Regions from separate parts of the Homo sapiens genome. Here region 2 is linked to region 1. Evidence: chromatin contacts called from ENCODE Hi-C or POLR2A ChIA-PET data. All regions are on one chromosome and are shown on one strand. The core of a region is the stretch at or near the end of the contact, and the rest is flanking DNA. Distances in the headings are between cores, read along the strand shown. Region 1 holds the start of THBS2-AS1 (THBS2 antisense RNA 1). Region 2 has its middle 180 kb from the start of LINC01624.

The links. Hi-C counts contacts between places; a loop is a spot of excess contacts on that map. ChIA-PET counts read pairs that join two places held with the same protein, here RNA polymerase II (POLR2A). Pooled maps may share reads with other maps.
Region 2: a loop to region 1 is called in a pooled map, with 15 times the contacts of the local background. The contact joins the enhancer-like site here to the promoter of THBS2-AS1 in region 1. A Hi-C loop is called at or near these places in 1 of 37 single-sample maps with no recorded cell type and 4 of 50 pooled maps. POLR2A ChIA-PET finds 5 or more read pairs at or near these places in 2 of 52 experiments (CD8-positive, alpha-beta memory T cell and activated B cell).

The regions. Positions count from the first base shown.
Region 1 is chr6:169,210,788-169,215,990 of GRCh38, reverse strand. THBS2-AS1 (THBS2 antisense RNA 1) reads right to left here and starts at 2,779. Exons shown (of 3, transcript NR_134621.1): 1 at 2,413-2,779; 2 at 1,504-1,817. It overlaps THBS2 (thrombospondin 2), which reads left to right. Exons shown (of 22, transcript NM_003247.5): 22 at 1-206. RefSeq lists a silencer at 2,691-3,040.
Region 2 is chr6:170,086,310-170,091,512 of GRCh38, reverse strand. No RefSeq gene overlaps it. Among named protein-coding and RNA genes, the nearest start is that of LINC01624, 180 kb to the left of the region's middle. RefSeq lists an enhancer at 2,781-2,880. Within about 2 kb of position 2,877, at least 11 of the 41 ENCODE cell types and tissues checked have a DNase peak (open chromatin) inside an H3K27ac peak, as active enhancers do.

The sequences.
Region 1 (5,203 bases), core at 1,530-4,029:
TACCATATTTTTTGTAAATTATTTATGTTTTTCTAAACAAATTTATCGTATAGGTTGATGAAACGTCATGTGTTTTGCCAAAGACTGTAAATATTTATTTATGTGTTCACATGGTCAAAATTTCACCACTGAAACCCTGCACTTAGCTAGAACCTCATTTTTAAAGATTAACAACAGGAAATAAATTGTAAAAAAGGTTTTCTATACATGATCTCTCTCCCTTTTTTAAAAAGAACTAGCAGGGTTTCTACCGGGGTGGGGGAAAGGGGTAGAAGGAATTGGCATTTTGCTTCCTGTCATGTAAGTAGGCCTGTGGTGTGATCACGGGCTATCTCCTCGCAAGTCACAGGTTAAAATGCAGGCTGAAGGGCCTGGTGGAGAAGGAAGCCCTGCTTGACACAGGTCTCTGTTCTGCTGAGCCTCCCAGCACGGTGTGGGATACAACCATTTAGCAATTCATCTCTCCTGCCTCTGCTCATTGTCAAACGAGGGAACAGAACTTCGTAGGGAATTTGGCAAACATGATTGAAATGATTCCGAAAAAGGCAACAGCACACGGGACCCTCTCCCTAATACGAGCTGTTCTTCCCTCTTGACTCATTCTTCTGAGTCAGGTGGAGGGAAGTAGCGGACCCCAGAGGAAGGGCCCATTTCCAACCACAGCACTGCCTAAAAATGGGCCGATCGGGCTCACCAGTTGGAGGAGGCAATGGCAGCAGCACAGAACGCTGGGGTTTCTTTAGCAGCTCCAGCTGCTCTTGTTGGGATTTCTGAATATTATGCAGGCAGACACAGAGAAGAAAAACAGGGAGAGAGGGAGAGAGGGCATCCAGAGAGAAAGGGGAAGAGAGGGAGGGAGAGAGGGAGAGAGGGCATCCAGAGAGAAAGGGGAAGAGAGGGAGGGAGAGAGGGAGAGAGGGCATCCAGAGAGAAAGGGGAAGAGAGGGAGGGATGGGGGAGAGAGAAAGAGACAAAGAGACAGAGGGAAAGAGGGGGAGTTGGGGGAGGGAGGAAAAGAGAGCAAGATGAATAAAAACAAGTATACTTGGCTGAAACACGCTGGAGTGAGTCAGACAGTGAAGCAATAAGATATAGGAAAGGCCGTCTGAGGCAACGGGCTGTGAACTGAAGGCCCTGGCTTTGAGTTGTGAAATGAGTGAGTTTTAGTTCATCAATATGGAGGAAAAAGCTAGACCTACATGTGTAAAAAGAAAAGTTTAGAAACAAAATAATGATGGCAGTGATAGTGGCTGGTCTATGGACAGCTACTGGAGGAAGCTCAATGTACATTTTACTCATGAAACAAAAAATACATATAATATGTTGAATAAGGATGCTTAGAAGTCAGGCATTAAAATGAGATACATTTCTCCTGCATTCAGGTTTTGCTGTCATTTATCGAAAAGTTGAGGTTTCCTGACAATCATGTTCCCTGTCGATGGCCTTAGCCACATCAGAATGGTTGTCTCCCAGGATTAATGTGTGGTGCCTTTGTGAGCTCACCTGGGAGGAAGGTGTCCCTGGACCTCGATGACTCCGTGCGAGCACCTGCCCTGTGGCCCTCCATCTCCCTTCTGCGAATCGCTGCCAGCACACCACGGGAGCTCCGCACCTTCCACCGTGGACCGGGAGGGCCGTCGTTCTAGACGCTGATGCTGCTGCTCACAGGGAAAGGTTCGGCCCAGGCCCACGCTCTGAGAGTTGTCTGTACAAGGCTCAACCAACTCGCCCTCAGGGCAGGCACAGGCCTTGGTCGTGTGGAACGAGTCGGTGGGTGAAATAACACATCTTCACTCCCAAGTATCCAAGCGTGGGATCTGTGATTGCCGGGAGGAGAGAAGCCTTCATACCGTGACCAACTCACTGGCTGCTGCGTGTCCCAGCTATAGGCTACATGGGGGCAGAGGGCTCCTTCCGTCATTCCTGGAGGACCAAAATCTTAGGCCAGCTTTGCTCAGTCTGCGTTTCACAAAGTGATGCTTTTGACCATGGAGCAAGTGGTGCCTAGGCCTTGAGGAACGCAGGTGTGGGGTGATCCAGGAGCTGCCACTCCAGCTCCACGGCCACAGCCCTGTGGGCTGCCAATGCCCAAATGGGAGGGCCCTGCTGAGGGCTATCACCCACACGAGGCCCTTAGCCCAGGGCAGGTACCTGCACTGATGCTTCCCACCCTCTTAGTAAAGTCCTTCTGGAGCCACCAGCCTGGGGGCCCAGGGGAGGGGCTGAAGCAAGCTGGGACACTCCTGCTTCGCCCGGGTGTCAGCCCTGTGCCCAGGGGAGTGAGCTGCGGGCCCAGAGCAGCTTGCGGCCCACGCAGCCGGCGTTAGCCTTGGGGACCACGTGGGCATTTGTGAGAGAGGTCCGGGCCCGTGCCCCCCACCCCGTGCAGTCCCACAGGGGCCCCTGACTCACCCTTCCCCAGCCCTTGCTCAGCGGTCCGGCCCCTCTGGCTCCCCTGAGTCTGCGCTTGGCCCCTTGCGGGTGGGGTGAGCGCGGAGCCTCGGCTGTCCCTGCCTCGTGGCCCACCCAGGGCGCCCGCCGCCCCTGCAGCAGTAGCAGGACCTACTGCCAGCTTCTCAGTTCCTGTCTCGGCCTTTTTCAGGCCGTTGAAGACTTTTGCCACTTTTCTGACTTTTTTTTTTTTTTTTTTTTTACCACATAAGGGCTTTTTCAACCCCAAAGCACATCAAATGCAGGATGGGAAGTGATATTCGACTTTCCGGCCTCCAGCGCACACCCCTGACGCGCGCGGACTGCAGGGCTTGGGTCGGGGCGTCCCTGGGAAGCTCAGCCGGTTCAGCCCCGGCGAGCCCCGCCCGCGCGCGTCCCCGAGAGCCGGAGGCCCCGCCGAGCGCATGCCCAGCCCTCCCTGCGCGCCTGCGCCCTCCCTGCGCCCTCTCCTGGGCCCTGACTGTGCTTGAATGACAGCTTCACTGCAGGGTAACCCGGAACCTTCAAAAGGCCGATTCTGCAAACAAAATGGTGTAGAAAGAGGAAGAAAGCATTAGTGCAACAAAACTCGATTGCGCTTCGTTTTATGTACGATTTATTTACTTTTAAAATATTTTTTCTGTTTTTAGATTTATTTTTCTACTGAAAAATTGTTTAGTTATCTTGAGGTGGGACAGAATTCTTCATACGACTTTTCCCATTTAAAAATGTAATTATTTTTAAATATGGCTTTAGGAATAAATTACAGTTGTTAAAATGGAGATACATATTATTTATATTTATGTATTGATTATTGAATGGTATATACGCAAGCAACATACACGTGACTATACATATGCATCATGAATACACAAACCTCCCTTGTCTCAGGCCATACTTATTCTGGATTTTAAAGAAGTGGAAAAGTTGGCAAAGTGTCAGAGAACAAGATCAACACATGGAAATCAGTTGTGCGTCTGTATACCAGACAGAAACAATTTAAAACGGAAGTTAAAAGTACAATACCATTTGCAATAACATACAAAACAATAAAATACCTCGTAATAAATGTAACTTGGGAGGCAGAAGACTTGTACTATGAAAACAGAAAAACAATGCCAAAATAAATTAAAACCTATATAAATGGAAAGACACCCTCGTGTATAGTTTGGAAGATTTAATTCTAATTCATTATAATATCTGTAGTATTCTTGGGTTATATGTGATATTTTGATATCTGTTTAAAATGTGTAATGATAAAGTTAGGGTAATTGGGATACCCATGACCTCATACATTTTTATTCTCTGTATTGAGAACATTACAATTCTTCTAGCTATTTTGATATGTACAATAAACTATTAAGCATAATTTTCCTACTATACTGCATGTGATAGCTCATTCCTTCTGACTGTATTTTTGTACTCCTTAACCAGCTCCCCTTCATCTTCCTCTCCACCATTCCACCCCAGCATCTGGCATCCGCCATCCTGCTCTCAACATCCACAAGACCCACTGTTTTAGCTCCCACATATGAATGAGAACATGCAATATTTGTCTTTCTGTGTCATGCTTATTTTACATAACAGAATGATCTTCAGATCTATCCATCCTGCTGCAAATGACAGGATTTAATTCCTTTTTATGGCTGACTAGTATTCCATTGTGTGCATATACAATATTTTCTTTGTCCTTTCGCCTATTGATGAACACTTAGGTTGATTCGATGTCTTGGCTATTGTGAGTAGTGTTGTAATAAACATGAGAGGGCCGATGTCTCTTTGATATACTGATTTCCTTTCTGTCAGATGCATACCCAGCAGTAAGATTGCTGGACTATACCAAACGTAGTTCTAGTTTAGTTTTTTGAGGAACCCCCATACTGTTTTCCCTAGTGGGTGTACTACTTTACATCCCTACCAACAGTGTATGAGTGTTCCTTTTTTTCCACCTTCTCATCAGCATTTGCTATTTTTTGTCTTTGTGATAATTCTAAATGGGGTCAGATAATATCTTCTTGTGGTTTTGAATTGCATTTCTATAATGACTAGTGATGTTGAGCCTTTTTTCATGTACGTGTTGGCCATTTCTTTTGAGAAATGTCTATTAGGTCTTTTGCCCAGTTTTTAATTGGGTTGTTTGAGTTTCTTATATATTCTGATTACTAATCCCTTGTTGGATGGGTAGTTTGCAAATATTTTCTCCCATTCTGTGGGTTGTCTCTTCACTTCGTTGATTTTTTCCTTTGCTGTGTAGAAGCTTTCTGGCTTGATATAATACTATTTTTCTATTTTTGTTATAGTTGTCTGTAATGTTGAGGTCTTACCAAAAAATCTTTACCCAGATCAATGTCCTGGAATGTTTCTCCGTATTATTTTTTAGTAGTAGTTCTATCGTTTTGGGTCTTGCATTGAAGTCTTTAATCCATTTTGATTTGATGTATGTATATGGTAAAAGAGGGGGGTCTCGATTCATTTTTTTCTGCATGTCTAACTTTCCTGGCAGTATTTATCAAAGAGACTGTCCATTCCCCAATGTATGTTCTTGATGTCTTTGCCAAAAATGAGTTGGCTGTAAGTACGTGGATTTATTTCTGAATTCATCGTTTTATTCCATTGGTCCACATGTCTGTTTTAGTGTTGGTACTGTGCTGTTCTGGTTACTATACATTTGTAGCAAAATTTGAAATCAGGCAGTGTGATGTCTTCAGCTTTGTTCTTTTTTCTCAGGATGGCTTTAGCTATTTGGAGTCTTTTGTGGTTTCCTACGCTTGTA
Region 2 (5,203 bases), core at 1,628-4,127, 880 kb before region 1:
TGCCCGTGAACGCTCAGGGTCACTCAACGTCTGTGAACGCTCAGGCACCATGCTGAGTAGCCACCAGGTCAGCAGCCCCGGGTGCGGCCCCCAGACAGGAAGGGTGGGCTCCTGCTTTAGCCTGGCATTGTCTTTGCTTCTGTTCTTCCTTCTGGTGACTTCCACCTTGGAACCTGGGAGCTGGAACGGTGCACACCCCAGTGTTGTCAGAAACATCCTCCAAAGCCTCCATACACTGCTCCCCTTGGAAGGACAGGAAGAGGCTCTATCTCCGACTCCCTGAGGGATCTCACCCCTGCTGGGCAGGTAAGTGGCAGACCTGGGACAGAAGACTGTGAAAAGTGGCAGAGGCCAGGAGCAGGGCAGGGAGCAGGGCAGGGGGCAGGGCAGGGGGCAGGGAGCAAGGCCGGGAGCAGGGCAGGGGGCAGACCAGGGGGCAAGGCCGGGAGCAGGGCCGGGAGCAGGGCCGGTGTCCGGCATTAAGTGGCAAACATGCTCACGGGAAGTGTAGCTCTGGGCACAGGACTCACAGCCAGTAAATGAGCCAAATCCCTCATTTACACCATTCACAAAACTGGATCCCACTGAGGTTAAAGCTCTAAGCAGAGAAACAAGAATTCCAACGTGACGGGAGAAAGAAGAGTGTCCGTATGGTCCTGCGGGCAGAGAGCATCTTCTTGCATATAACAGAAAAACTGGCACAAAAGAAAAGAACCATGAGTACGACAGCATCAATATGATGGGCGTGTAGAGAAGCCTCGAGACACGAGTAGCAGAGTGAGACCGACTGTTCGTAGGAAGGGGCTGGCACAGTGGGTGAATCCAATAGCACTTCACAGGTGCGAGAAGACAATTCCTCCGCTGTGGGGAGAACACACAGCTGTGAAGAAAATGGCCAAAGAAATATGAGCAAAACTTACAAAAGCAGAAATGCAAATTACCAAGAAGCATTTAAAAGCTGCACAATCTCACAACAGATCAGGGAACTGCAATGGAAAACAGTCTGATTTTTTTCCCATTAGATTAGAAGAAATGAAAACGTTTAATGTCAAACATTAGAGGAAATTGGTGCATAAATGGTTTTTTAAAAAGTCAGAATTCGTCATCTCAAAATAAATTCATCAAATTGATTACATTAAAATTGCACTGACTCTGTGATGCATCAGTTTCTTTTCTCAGCATTTACCCTAGGGAAGAATGGACGATGAGCAGGGGATGATGAGCAGGGAAGCAGCTGAAACATTGGCAAGGCAGAGACCACGGCAGAGGCCACGTCAGAGACCACAGTGGAGGCCATGTCAGAGACCATGGCAGACGTCATGACAGAGGTCATGCCAGAGATCCCCTGGGAGCAGAGGGAGTGCCCACCCGCAGGACGTGGGGGAGCAAGGCTGCAGCTGTGGGGAGCACTTGGGCACATCACAGCGTGGGCATGGCAGACGAAGACATGCAGGCCACACGCAGGAAGGCACAAACGCACCGGTCACAGTGTCAGGGGAGCACTGGGTGGTGTCACAAGGGATGTGAGCTTTTGTCTGTTGTGTGTCTGTATGTGTGTTTTAACAGTAAGATTGGGTTCGGGCAAAATCTAAGGGAATAAAAAGCAGGGGAGTGGCTGTGTGTGAATCTGGAGCACAGGTGGCCATGCAGTGACATTAAAATTAGGTCAAAGGAAAGACTAGAGCCAGGGGCGAAGGCGGGAGCGTGGTAGGAAGTGGGGACGGCCTGGCCAAGGCCCCGCCAGACCACAAAGCTCAGGCCCAGACCGCAGAAGGCCGATAAGAGCGTTCCGGAAATCAGCTCTGTCTCGGAAAGAGCCAGGCCCATGGGCTCCTGGCCGTGGGCAACCAAGGCTGAGTCAAAGCCACGTTCTCAAGAGAATCCAGTGCAATTATGCAGAGACTCATTTAAAATGACAAGTACTTTTTAAAAGTCACTCTCTGAAAATGACATTCAAACCAATTATCATTAAGGGAAGATGTAAGTTAGCTTTGTTTAAAAAAAAAAGAAGGTGGAGAAGAATAAAAATCTGTTTTTAGATACTTTGTATGTTGCAGTTTAGAAATACTCCTGCTGAATAAAACCTACAGGAAATGGAAGCAGAGGCGTGTGCAGCCAGCTCAGGAGGGAGGAGGTGAGCTTTGCTTTGCCTGAGTGCTGGTGAGATTTTGCCACCGATGCCGTGATGCATGGAGACCCTGGCTCAGTGAGTCCCCAGGGGAAGCCAGCAGCAGGAGGAAGCCTCAGATCGCAGTTTTTTTTTTTTTTTTTTTTTTTTTTTTTTTTTTTTTTTGGTGATAGAGTCTCGCTCTGTCCCCCCAGGCTGGAGTGCAGTGGCTCCATCTCGGCTCATTGCAACTTCCAACTCCCAGGTTCAAGCAATTCTCCTGCCTCAGCCTCCTGAGTAGCTGGGACTATAGCACCAACCACCACGCCTGGCTAACTTTTTTTAGAGACAGGGTTTCACCATGTTGCCCAGGCTGGTCTCTAACTTTGAGCTCAAGCAATCCGCCCGCCTCGGCCTCCCAAAGTGCTAGGATTACAGGCGTGAGCCACCGCACCCAGCCCAGCTGGTGTCTCATCAGACGTGCAGAGCTGCCTGCACCAAGTGGGACCTTTGCCCCTCCCCGGGGAGCCTACACTGCCGCCCGGCGGGGACAGTCCAGGGCCAGATGCCTGTGAAAGAGGGCGAGGCACGGCCCCAAAGCCTTGGCTGTCAGGATTCCAGGCCCAAGAGGAAGCGGCCGCCCATGTGCCGGGTGAGGTGATGTCTCGTGGCTGCTCAACAGGAGGCCCCGGCACGGATGGTCCTCGCCCTCACACGTGGGCTCAGTTACGTACACACATGTGCCTCATCACACACTGAGCAAACTCCACCGCGGTCAGCCTGCACGGGGACCAGCCCCCGAAGGCCCCTCACAAACACTTATGCCAGAGGCTAGGGGGGTACAGCAGGGTTACCTGCAGGCCCAGAAACCTCTCGGTGTGGCTCGTGTTAGGCCCCGTGGCTTCTTGCACTGAGGCCACGCTCCTGGCTGGGGCCTTGGGGTGAGTGTAGCGTAAATGGCCACCTGCAGGAGGAACCTGTTGGCTCCGTGGCCCAAGACTCTGTTCTTCCGAAAACTCACAGGCTGATTGTTGAGTGGTTGGTCCGTGCACCATCTGGGAGCTGGGGCTGCGGTGGGGGCCCGCGCACCTCTGGCCGTCCTCCTGCGCTCCAGCAGCCCCTTCCCGTCTCCTGTCCCTCTCCCCGCTCACTCCCAGCCCCACAGTCACACCCAGGCTCCCTTCCCAGCTCTGCTCCCACCAGCGGCACCTCACAGCCACGTCAGCTCTTTCTCCTTCGTGCCGAGCCTGTTGTCTACAGACTTCCTCAGGCTGTGGCCGCGGGGTTTCGCGGGCCGACGCTCACCACATCCTGTCCTTTGCCTGTTTTCTCCCTCCCAAGGGCAAGCGCCGCTGCCCCGGCCCCGAGCTCAGCCACAACCTGTGCTGCCGCCCACCCCACGGCCTCCCGTTCCCGCCACACCACGCTCCTCCCACCGCAGGGTCTCCCGGTCCCCACCCACACCACGCTCCTCCCACCCCACGGCCTCCGGGTCCCCCCCACACCACGCTCCTCCCACCCCACGGCCTCCGGGTCCCCCCCACACCACGCTCCTCCCACCCCACGGCCTCCCGGTCCCCCCCCACACCATGCTCCTCCCACCGCGGGGCCTCCGGGTCCCCCCACACCACGCTCCTCCCCCCACACCACGCTCCTCCCACCCCACGGCCTCCGGGTCCCCCCCACACCACGCTCCTCCCACCGCAGGGCCTCCGGGTCCCCCCCACACCACGCTCCTCCCACCCCACGGCCTCCCGGTCCCCCCCCACACCACGCTCCTCCCACTGCAGGGTCTCCGGGTCCCCCCACACCACGCTCCTCCCACCGCAGGGTCTCCGGGTCCCCCCACACCACGCTCCTCCCACCCCACGGCCTCCGGGTACCCCCACACCACGCTCCTCCCACCCCACGGCCTCCGGGTCCCCCCACACCACGCTCCTCCCACCCCACGGCCTCCGGGTCCCCCCACACCACGCTCCTCCCACCCCACGGCCTCCCGGTCCCCCCCCACACCACGCTCCTCCCACCGCGGGGCCTCCGGGTCCCCCCACACCATGCTTTTCCTTGGCAGCCTCAGCCTCATTCCTTTCCTCTAAACCTCCACACTCGGCCTCCCCTGCTGAGGCTCCCGGACGTTTCATGACCTTTTAACAGTGCGATGCTCCCTTCCGTTCCACGGGCCGGCCTTGTCCACGCCCTTCCCCGAGCTTGGCCGGTGCTGTTCCCCAGCCTGGGGCCGCCCTGCACCCTTGGCCACGTGTAGCTCCCTCCAAGGGTCCAACTACACGGTCCTGGCTCTTTCTCGAAGCCTCCCCTGCCCCTTCCTTCCCACGCAGGTCCCTTTCCTCTACACAGTTGGACGTGTTGTCCCGTGCCCTCCTTTCCCCGCATTTCCTCGTCTTTCCTCGTGGACAGTGAGCTTCGTGCGGAGGGGAGTGCGGGCCCTGCGGGTCCTGGTGCTGCTGAGCGCAGCACTCGTTCTGCGGTGGACACTCCAGGCGGCTTTCCCAGAGGAGGGGGCATGGCGGGAGCGGGCCTATGGGTTGGGCGTGGATCATAAAGCTCCCTTCTGCCCAGAAGCTTCAACTCTAGACGGGCGTTGGAGTTTGTTCCATTTGTACCAGCGACGTGGCGTTCCCTGCCTCTCCTGCTACGGGGTGGCTGCCTCCCCACGGCTTGCCCTATCCCTCCTGCCGCCCCTTCTGCCTTCCCCGCCTGCTCCCCGCTCGGTCCTCCCTGGCTTCTTGCTGCCCACGCCAACCATCACCTCTGGTCGCCCTCCATGGGCTGGACAGAGACTGGACGTGGTGTTTTTCTGTGTGAAATGTACCCTTTAAGATGTTCTATAAATATAAATAATTATCATGAAGACAGTTGGAATCATTTAATTGAAAAATAAAAATGATATTAATGATATTGTTCTAACCACCAACAATTTTTTTTAAACTTATGTAAGTAGAATTCTATTTTCAGAAAATGGAAAGATTAATTTGTGGCTCCGTTACCACAATAGTCTCTTGAAGTCTTGGGCCTGAGAAGGAAAAGTAGGTCATTCAAAATCTAGCACAATGATCTTGCAAGAGGCTAGGAATGGAA